Regions from separate parts of the Homo sapiens genome. Here region 1 is linked to region 2. The links are chromatin contacts, found by Hi-C or POLR2A ChIA-PET in ENCODE. All regions are on one chromosome and are shown on one strand. Each heading gives the region's core, a stretch centred on a gene start or an enhancer-like site at or near the end of the contact. The rest is flanking DNA. Distances are from core to core; before and after follow the strand shown. Region 1 has its middle 14 kb from the start of LINC02227. Region 2 has its middle 240 kb from the start of LINC02227.

What was found. Hi-C counts contacts between places; a loop is a spot of excess contacts on that map. ChIA-PET counts read pairs that join two places held with the same protein, here RNA polymerase II (POLR2A). Pooled maps may share reads with other maps.
Region 1: a loop to region 2 is called in a map of heart right ventricle, with 4 times the contacts of the local background. The contact joins two enhancer-like sites. A Hi-C loop is called at or near these places in 8 of 168 maps with a recorded cell type or tissue (Panc1, Right ventricle myocardium inferior, cardiac septum and 2 more) and 9 of 50 pooled maps. POLR2A ChIA-PET finds 5 or more read pairs at or near these places in 1 of 52 experiments (activated T-cell).

The regions. Positions count from the first base shown.
Region 1 is chr5:158,421,894-158,425,514 of GRCh38, forward strand. No RefSeq gene overlaps it. Among named protein-coding and RNA genes, the nearest start is that of LINC02227, 14 kb to the left of the region's middle. Within about 2 kb of position 1,383, at least 2 of the 41 ENCODE cell types and tissues checked have a DNase peak (open chromatin) inside an H3K27ac peak, as active enhancers do.
Region 2 is chr5:158,172,769-158,176,541 of GRCh38, forward strand. No RefSeq gene overlaps it. Among named protein-coding and RNA genes, the nearest start is that of LINC02227, 240 kb to the right of the region's middle. Within about 2 kb of position 2,328, at least 6 of the 41 ENCODE cell types and tissues checked have a DNase peak (open chromatin) inside an H3K27ac peak, as active enhancers do.

The DNA.
Region 1 (3,621 bases), core at 133-2,632, 250 kb after region 2:
TTTACAATTGAAGAAATAGAGGATCAAGTGTTTGTTGAAGGTTGCAGAGCTAGTGAATAGTGATTTGAAAATTGGCAATCTATCACCAGAACCTATGCTCTTTTTCTCATACCATCTTTCCTCTTGCTAATCTCTTTTTAAGCTCCTGAATTTATAGATAATATATTATATATGAATATATGTAATTTATAATATACATATTATATATATATATCACTTCAAAGTTAGAGATACAAGCTGCTTTAATAGTTAGAACTATCTTTGGATGGGCATTTCTGCAAGAATTTTTTTTGTAACCTAAGAAAGAAATGTTAATAATACTGAGACCTCATAGTTCATAGTTCGTAGAGACCCTTGGTTCACATGATAAATCACCTCTGAAATGGCTTTGGGGATGAAACTCATGAAGCCTGTCTACTACTTTGCAGGGAAAAACTCAGGGTCACTTTTTGAGCAAACTCTTTCACTGGGCATACTCAACCAGGAGAAACATTACCCCAGAGAGACAAATAATCATCCCATTCTTGAGGAAGTCTGGACTGTTTTTCTAGCACACATGGACAACTCATAATTATTCTTAAGTAACCCTGAGAATTTTAACATGAATTGAGTTGTGTGTTTCTTGTTAAATGGATCATAAGGTGTAAACTCTCCATCCTCATGAGGGGGAATCAAGCAGGGCTGAAGGATTATCAATTATTAGTCAAGTATGTGGCAGAACTTATCCCTACCATGAATGGGTGGTTGGGATAAATGAACCTAAAGTGCTATTTTGTTTCTAGGATCATAGACATTAGGATTTTACAGGTTTCCTTTTCAATTTCTGCCCAGTTTGCTTTCTCAGGGATGTTCCTTCCCACCATCCAGGAAGGAATGGAGACAAGCTCCCAGAACTCATGCTGGTCCAGCTTGACTCTATCCTTAGCCACAGATGACTATACCAGAAGAGGTTACAGATCTACAGTGAGTCAATCAACCTCCCTTCCTTGGGAATTTGGAATCGCGACGAAGAAAAGCAAATCTGGGCTGACCTTTGAAACAGAAAATTTAAACAAGAGAATACTGTGTTCCCCATGTAGAACTGGGTTAAGAAGCTAGTGCATGAAGTGAGAGAAGCAAAGATGAAGAGTGGTGAGAAAACACTGCCTGTGTACTGATGACCTCTGATTTCCAGTTCTCATTCTTTCTGTGGACTTTGGGTTCTATGACACACTCCTGTATCTTTGCAATGAATACCCCTAACTAATGGGTGTGTGTTACCTGTAACCAACAAGAAGAGGCTCAGCTAAGAAAGAGATGAATAGGGATCGGCCTTTTTTTTTTTTTTTTTCAATATTGGTGGAACAAGAAGCATTTCCTGACTTGCAAGGCCACAGCGGAGCTTCAACTCGCAGGCTGGAGTGGGTCCAACCCCACTTCTCCATGTATTTCATCTTTGCTGCTTGTGAGTCCGTGAACGCTCAGGGGATTCCATTTCTGTGTTAGAGAAGTGGTATGAGTGCAAGGGAGATTTACGGGGTTTCATCTGATTTAGCTGTAGCTTAGAGGGTTTAGTAAAAAAGAAGGGTACAAGTGAAGGAAAGGCTAGCCAAGAAAGTAAGCTCAGAAAACTATGATTTAGATGAAATCCAACCATTACATCTCAGAATTCAGCCCAAGTCTCACTCTCTTTAGGTGTGTGAGACGTTATGTTGTCATTTCCATAGAAGTTCATAGAGACCCTTGGTTCACATGATAAATCACCTCTGAAAATGGCTTTGGGAGTGAAACTCATGAAGCCTGTCTACTACTTCGCAGGGAAAAACTTGGGGTTACTTTTTGAGCAAACTCTTTCACTGGGCATACTTAACCAGGAGAAACATTACCCCAGAGAGACAAATAATCTTCCCATTCTTGAGGAAGTCTGGACTGTTTTTCTAGCACACATGGACAACTCATAATTATTCTTAAGTAACCCTGAGAATTTTAACATGAATTGAGTTATGTGTTTCTTGTTAAATGGATCAAATTTCAACAAAGCCCGGGAAACATCTTGAAAATCACATGAATGCAATTTCCAAAGAAAACAATCCAAGAATTACTGCCAAAAAGTTTTATTTCCACTAGGAAGGAAAAGAAGAGTTTCATTTTGCCCCCCACACAGACTGTATGTTCAATCTGTGGTCTGCAGTGGAAAATTCTCCTGATTTTGCTCAATTCAGGGGAGGAGAGAAATGAAGGAGGCTATTGTTATTTGAGTGAGTGATAAAACTGTCTTTCTTTCTCTAGTATTAATATGTTATTAGCATTTTCAATTTGATTCTACAAATATTGAGTTTTACTGGTGTGTGTGGTACAATGGGAAGCAGGACAAAAAGCTTAACACGCGATGACTGTCTCATGGGCTTTACAAATTAGACCTACAAGTAGGGCACTGCCAGCCCACACGGAGTCCTTGTGTAAATTAGAAAAAGATGACCCTTCCAGGCAGATGCAGCCTTGTGGGTAACCAGTGAGCAACCAAGGGACATTTGTGCAAATTAGAAAAAGCACCTTCTTCCTCTGGTGGGCACAATCTTGCACCAGAGTGAACATCTTGATTTTATCCTCCCTCCCTGTTGACAAGGTGCTTTTATGCAGGATACAACTTGCCCATGTGACTGCAACAGGACATATAAAGGGATCATCTGAGAATTACTCATGGTCAAAATGGAAACAATGCAACCACCATTCTCAAACTTCAGTGAGTAGAAGAATCATGGCAGCTTGCTAAAATGCCCGAGTCTCATCTCAGATATTCTGATTCAGGATGACTGAGGTAAGGTCCAGAGATATGCATTTGTAATGTGTTCACCTAGGTGTTTTTGATGCAGGTAATCCAAAAACAACACTTTGAGAAGTCAAGGTATGAGAAGCAAAGGCTGTGAGTCATTTGGAAAATGACATCAAGGCTGGCTGAACTTATTGGAGGAGGCCTACAGAAGATGGGGAATTTTAGTTAAATAATAAATGAATAGTAATTTCTACAACTTTTGCCTTAGTCAAAAAATGTTTTTGTTCTCCAAAATGGATGAGAAAAGCTCAGATAGGCTTATTTGCAATTGTCTAGAAAAAAAAAATGACAACTGAAAGAAAATTTTTCTAAGATGAATCCCTAAAATGAGTGTTGTGTGGAGGACTGAAGCCTTTATAGAATTACTGCTAACTTCTGCTTTTGGATAAAAAAAAAAAAAAATAAAGAATCCCTACGTTAGCTGGGACAATGCAAACACTGGCAATGGCACCAAGACACCCCAGAGATATACCTCTGTAACTATCTTCCTGTCTGCTTCCCAGAATGTTCTTTCAGCAGCACCCCTGACTCTCCAAGGTGCCTCTGATAATCCCAGTGCATGCTTAATAGCAGAAAACAACCCTGGCTTCTGGCATGACAAGGTTTTTTTCTGGAAATGGGACTGTGGTACACATGGAATGGGGGTTTCCATTACAAATGTTCATAGTGTGTTTGAGGCCTTCAGCCTAGAGCTTTCTACTTTTCTAAAAAAAAATAATATTCCACAATAATAAGTAAACTATAATCCAAAGCCGTCTCTGGCACTGAAAACTTTGTTTCATTCTTCCCATAGAAATAGCTACCTTTTG
Region 2 (3,773 bases), core at 1,078-3,577:
TTTTTCCTCCAGGTGATAAACACCTACCTCAAATGTTCCCTAGAAGCTGGTCTAGGTGAAACTGCCAAGACGGATGAGTAGAAGGGAGTTGGAGATTTCAAGCTGAGTTGGAGCAGAAGAACCTGAACCCATGTCTTTGCCTCTATATGGAGTTAAGAGGCAAATGTATTCAACGTTTCAAAGTATCTCTTCCTGAACAACCCCATGAGTCAGACACATACAAGTGTTGTGGCATGTTGGACAGCCTCTGAGAAATGGTACTTCTTTTCTTGTAGCTGACCTTTTCTGGGGCCTGTGAGCCAGCTGACCTTTGCATATCCCCTCACCTGCAATGGCTAAGGGATAACTCTTTAGTAACCACTCTTTGCCTGTCACTTGCATCAAGTAAATGGAAGTTGCCAAGGTTCAGCCGTGATCCAGAGCCTGAGTCTCACTAGCTGACATTAGGGTGAAAAGTGCATATGGAGAAATACCAGTAAGAACTTCAGTGGGACTGAAACTATGGATCATATGTAATGGGGAGTTGGGCCTTCTGGGTCATAACGGTGCAAAGAAGAGGCCTTTTCTGAAAGCCCTTGGAGCAGGTCACATATATATTCAGACATCCAGAACATCAGCATGTCCCTTAACCTAGTTTTCTCATTTAAGTTCAAGAAAGAAACCTGATTCCTGCTCAAGGCTCTTATTGCAAAATCTTAGAACTGGAAGGGACTTCGGAGATGACCTAACCCGACAAATATATAATATTCATCTTTCTACTGTCCAATCCTGTGCCCATAGCAATGGCAGCCATTGCTAATGGATGACAGTGTTCTCTCTGGAAAGGCCTAAATGCAGCCTCAGAACCCTTTAATGCCTAGTGATCCAAGCAACAGTGGAGTTGACCACCAACTCCAACCAGGACCTTCAACGTTTAGCTTCGCTCTCTTCACATGCTTCCTTCTTGGGTCTGTAGGATGAGGGACTTGGGGAATCTCGCATGGGCAATACAAGAATTTCTGTCTTCATTTGATGTTACCAGGAGCAACTGGAGATCTTGGGAAAAAGCAAATAGGTCAGGAGATATGAAGTTAGGGTCTAGTCTTGGTATTGCCACAAAGGAGCTGAGGGATCATAGGCAAGACACAAGCTCTCTGGACCTCAGTTTTCCTCATCTGTAAAATGAAGGGCTTGAGAGGACTACACAATGGCCCTGGGCCTTCTTTCAGAAGTGTGGCCTTGGGATGTTTTTGGTATGTTGAGATATATAGTGCTGATAGATGTTCCCTGCTCCTGAGAGGCAGGGTCTATGTTGTGCACATGCCCTACTCCAGCAAGGGCAAGCATGGGACCATCCCGCTGCCCCTCCATACTCCCATGCCTGTAGCAGACATTGACAGTCATTCACAGCACTCTTTTCTGCCCCATATGGATTTGATCTTAGAATCCTTCTCACTCTCTTTGGCAAGGGGTCTGAGCAGCCACCACCAACTGATCAGAGTTTGCAAGAGAAAAGAAAACCATCTGCCATCTGTTATGGGCTGAATTGTGTTCTTCCAGAAGTTGATGTTGAAGTCATAAACCCCCACTATCTCAGAATGCGGGCATATTTGGAGATAGGGTCTTTACAGAAGGAAAGACGAAACCGTGATAGAAAAAGGAAAGAGAAAGAAAGATTGCCACTTAACTCCAGATGGAGCCTAAGCCATCCTCTAGACTGCTTTGGGAAATTCTATTTTGTTTTGCTTTGGAAAAAATCACCTGAAGGCTGGGCGCGGTGGCTCACGCCTGTAATCCCAGCACTTTGGGAGGCTGAGGCGGGCGGATCACAAGGTCAGGAGATCGAGACCATCCTGGCTAACACGGTGAAACCCCATCTGTACTAAAAAAATACAAAAAACTTAGCCATGTGTGTGGCGGGTGCCTGTAGTCCCAGCTACTTGGGAGGCTGAGGCAGGAGAATGGCGTGAACCTGGGAGGCGGAGCTTGTGGTGAGCCGAGATGGTGCCACTGCACTCCAGCCTGGGCGACAAAGCGAGACTCCGTCTCAAAAAAAAAAAAAAAAAAAAAAAAAAGTCACCTTAAGTCCCAAGCATCAGACGCAGACTGTTGGCTCACCTAGAACGTTCTAGCTTTTTCTAGGAACTAAGGCCACAGATGGAAACAAAATCAGGCACTGGAGAAATAGGGGTGATTGGAAGACACTTAAATCTTCAACAAGGCTAAAGGGTTAAATCACATTTTTTCAGACCTGTTGGGGTTTGACTGGCTGAGACTTAAAAAGAGAAGCTGGGAACCAGGGAGCCTGCAGCTGGGAAAGTTTTTCTTCTCGCCTCTCAGCTAAGGGTCTGGCATTTCACCTGCTAGATGGCGCTGTCCTCTAAGGAAAGGCACCAGCTCAGCTTGAATGGGGGCTCAGTCAAGGAAACAGGGAACAACTAAAGTTGAAAAGAATTGATGGGCGGGAGTAGAGGGGATGGAGGCAGCCCTTTCCCCAGCAGCAACATCTCCTTCTGTGGTAGTGGCTCTTGTTCTCTTTATAGCTTTTATTTTGCAGTGTGGGAGTTTTGTATACTTCATCTGAAAAGTTACAGGGCCTTTGCTCTGAAGGAAAGTGAATAAGAAAATGAGCATGTGTGTGTGTGTGCGCACGTGTGTGTTTTGTGTATTATTGTCAGGAGGCAGGGATGGTCATGGAGGTCCCACCCCAAGGCTGCAACCTACAAATGACACGTCTCAGCCCTGGTCTTTGGCCTTGACTTACACCAGATCAGTGGGAAAAAGAAACAGTAAGTCCTTTCTCTATCCTGCCTGTAGAACCAGATGCCTGGGACTCTTGGTGGCTTTGCTCTGAAACCTTCTAGCTCAGCTCCATTTAGGGGCAAACTGCATGTAGGCACTGAGACCTCCGTTTCCGTGCAATTTTATTGTTAGACTGACAGGCTGGCTCCTGGTCTGCATGTGAAATCAGGGACACAGCCTGCAACTACTCCCACTCTATCAGCAGCCAGAAAGAAGGAAAACAAAGATAAGGGGAGGGGTGATGGGGGGATGGAAACCAGGAGGGGACCCATGAGGGAGGGGAGGGAGGAGCAGAGAGAGGAGACAAGGGACAAAGAACAGAGGTGAAAGATGAAGGGTGTGGGGAAGGGAGAGTGGGGCAAGGATGACCAGGTGTCCAGAAAGGAAGAAAAGGGCAATGGGGAGAGGCCACTGGGAAGCAGAGAGGCCGGCAGGCTGGCAGAAGTGGGAAGAAGACACAAGTGAAGGGAGGGGAGGGAGGCTTCCTTAAGCAAACAGGAAGACAGGAGGAAGGGAAGTCTAGTAATTAGGGAAAAGCTGACCAAAACCCAGAAAGGAGGAGAAGACTACTACAGTAAGGAAGCTGCAGAAAAGCCAGGCAGGAGATAGAGACAAGGAAGCTTTGAGGCAGGAGGCTCTGGAAACAAGGGAGGCAGAGAGCAGAGCTGAGCTAAGAAAGGAAAAAATCCAGGAGAGGGAACCAGGAAAACAACACAAATGAGAGTGAAGGAACAGGGAAAGAGCCATTAAAAGAATGCTTACCTTATAGTCGTAAAAACTGGAATGTGTGTGTTTTGGCCTGCGGCCATTGTCCAGGAAACACAGTGTGGCTTTTAAGCAAGTTGTGGAGTGGCGGCATCCACATGTTAGTAGCTCGCCCTGGTCTGCTGCTTTGCAATGCAGCTGTGCGGAGCTGCCCTCTTGTTGGCTGGCAGCCTGGTGCTGGGGACATCTGATGGGGTCTGCTGTTTGGACAGAGGGGCATGCCTGCT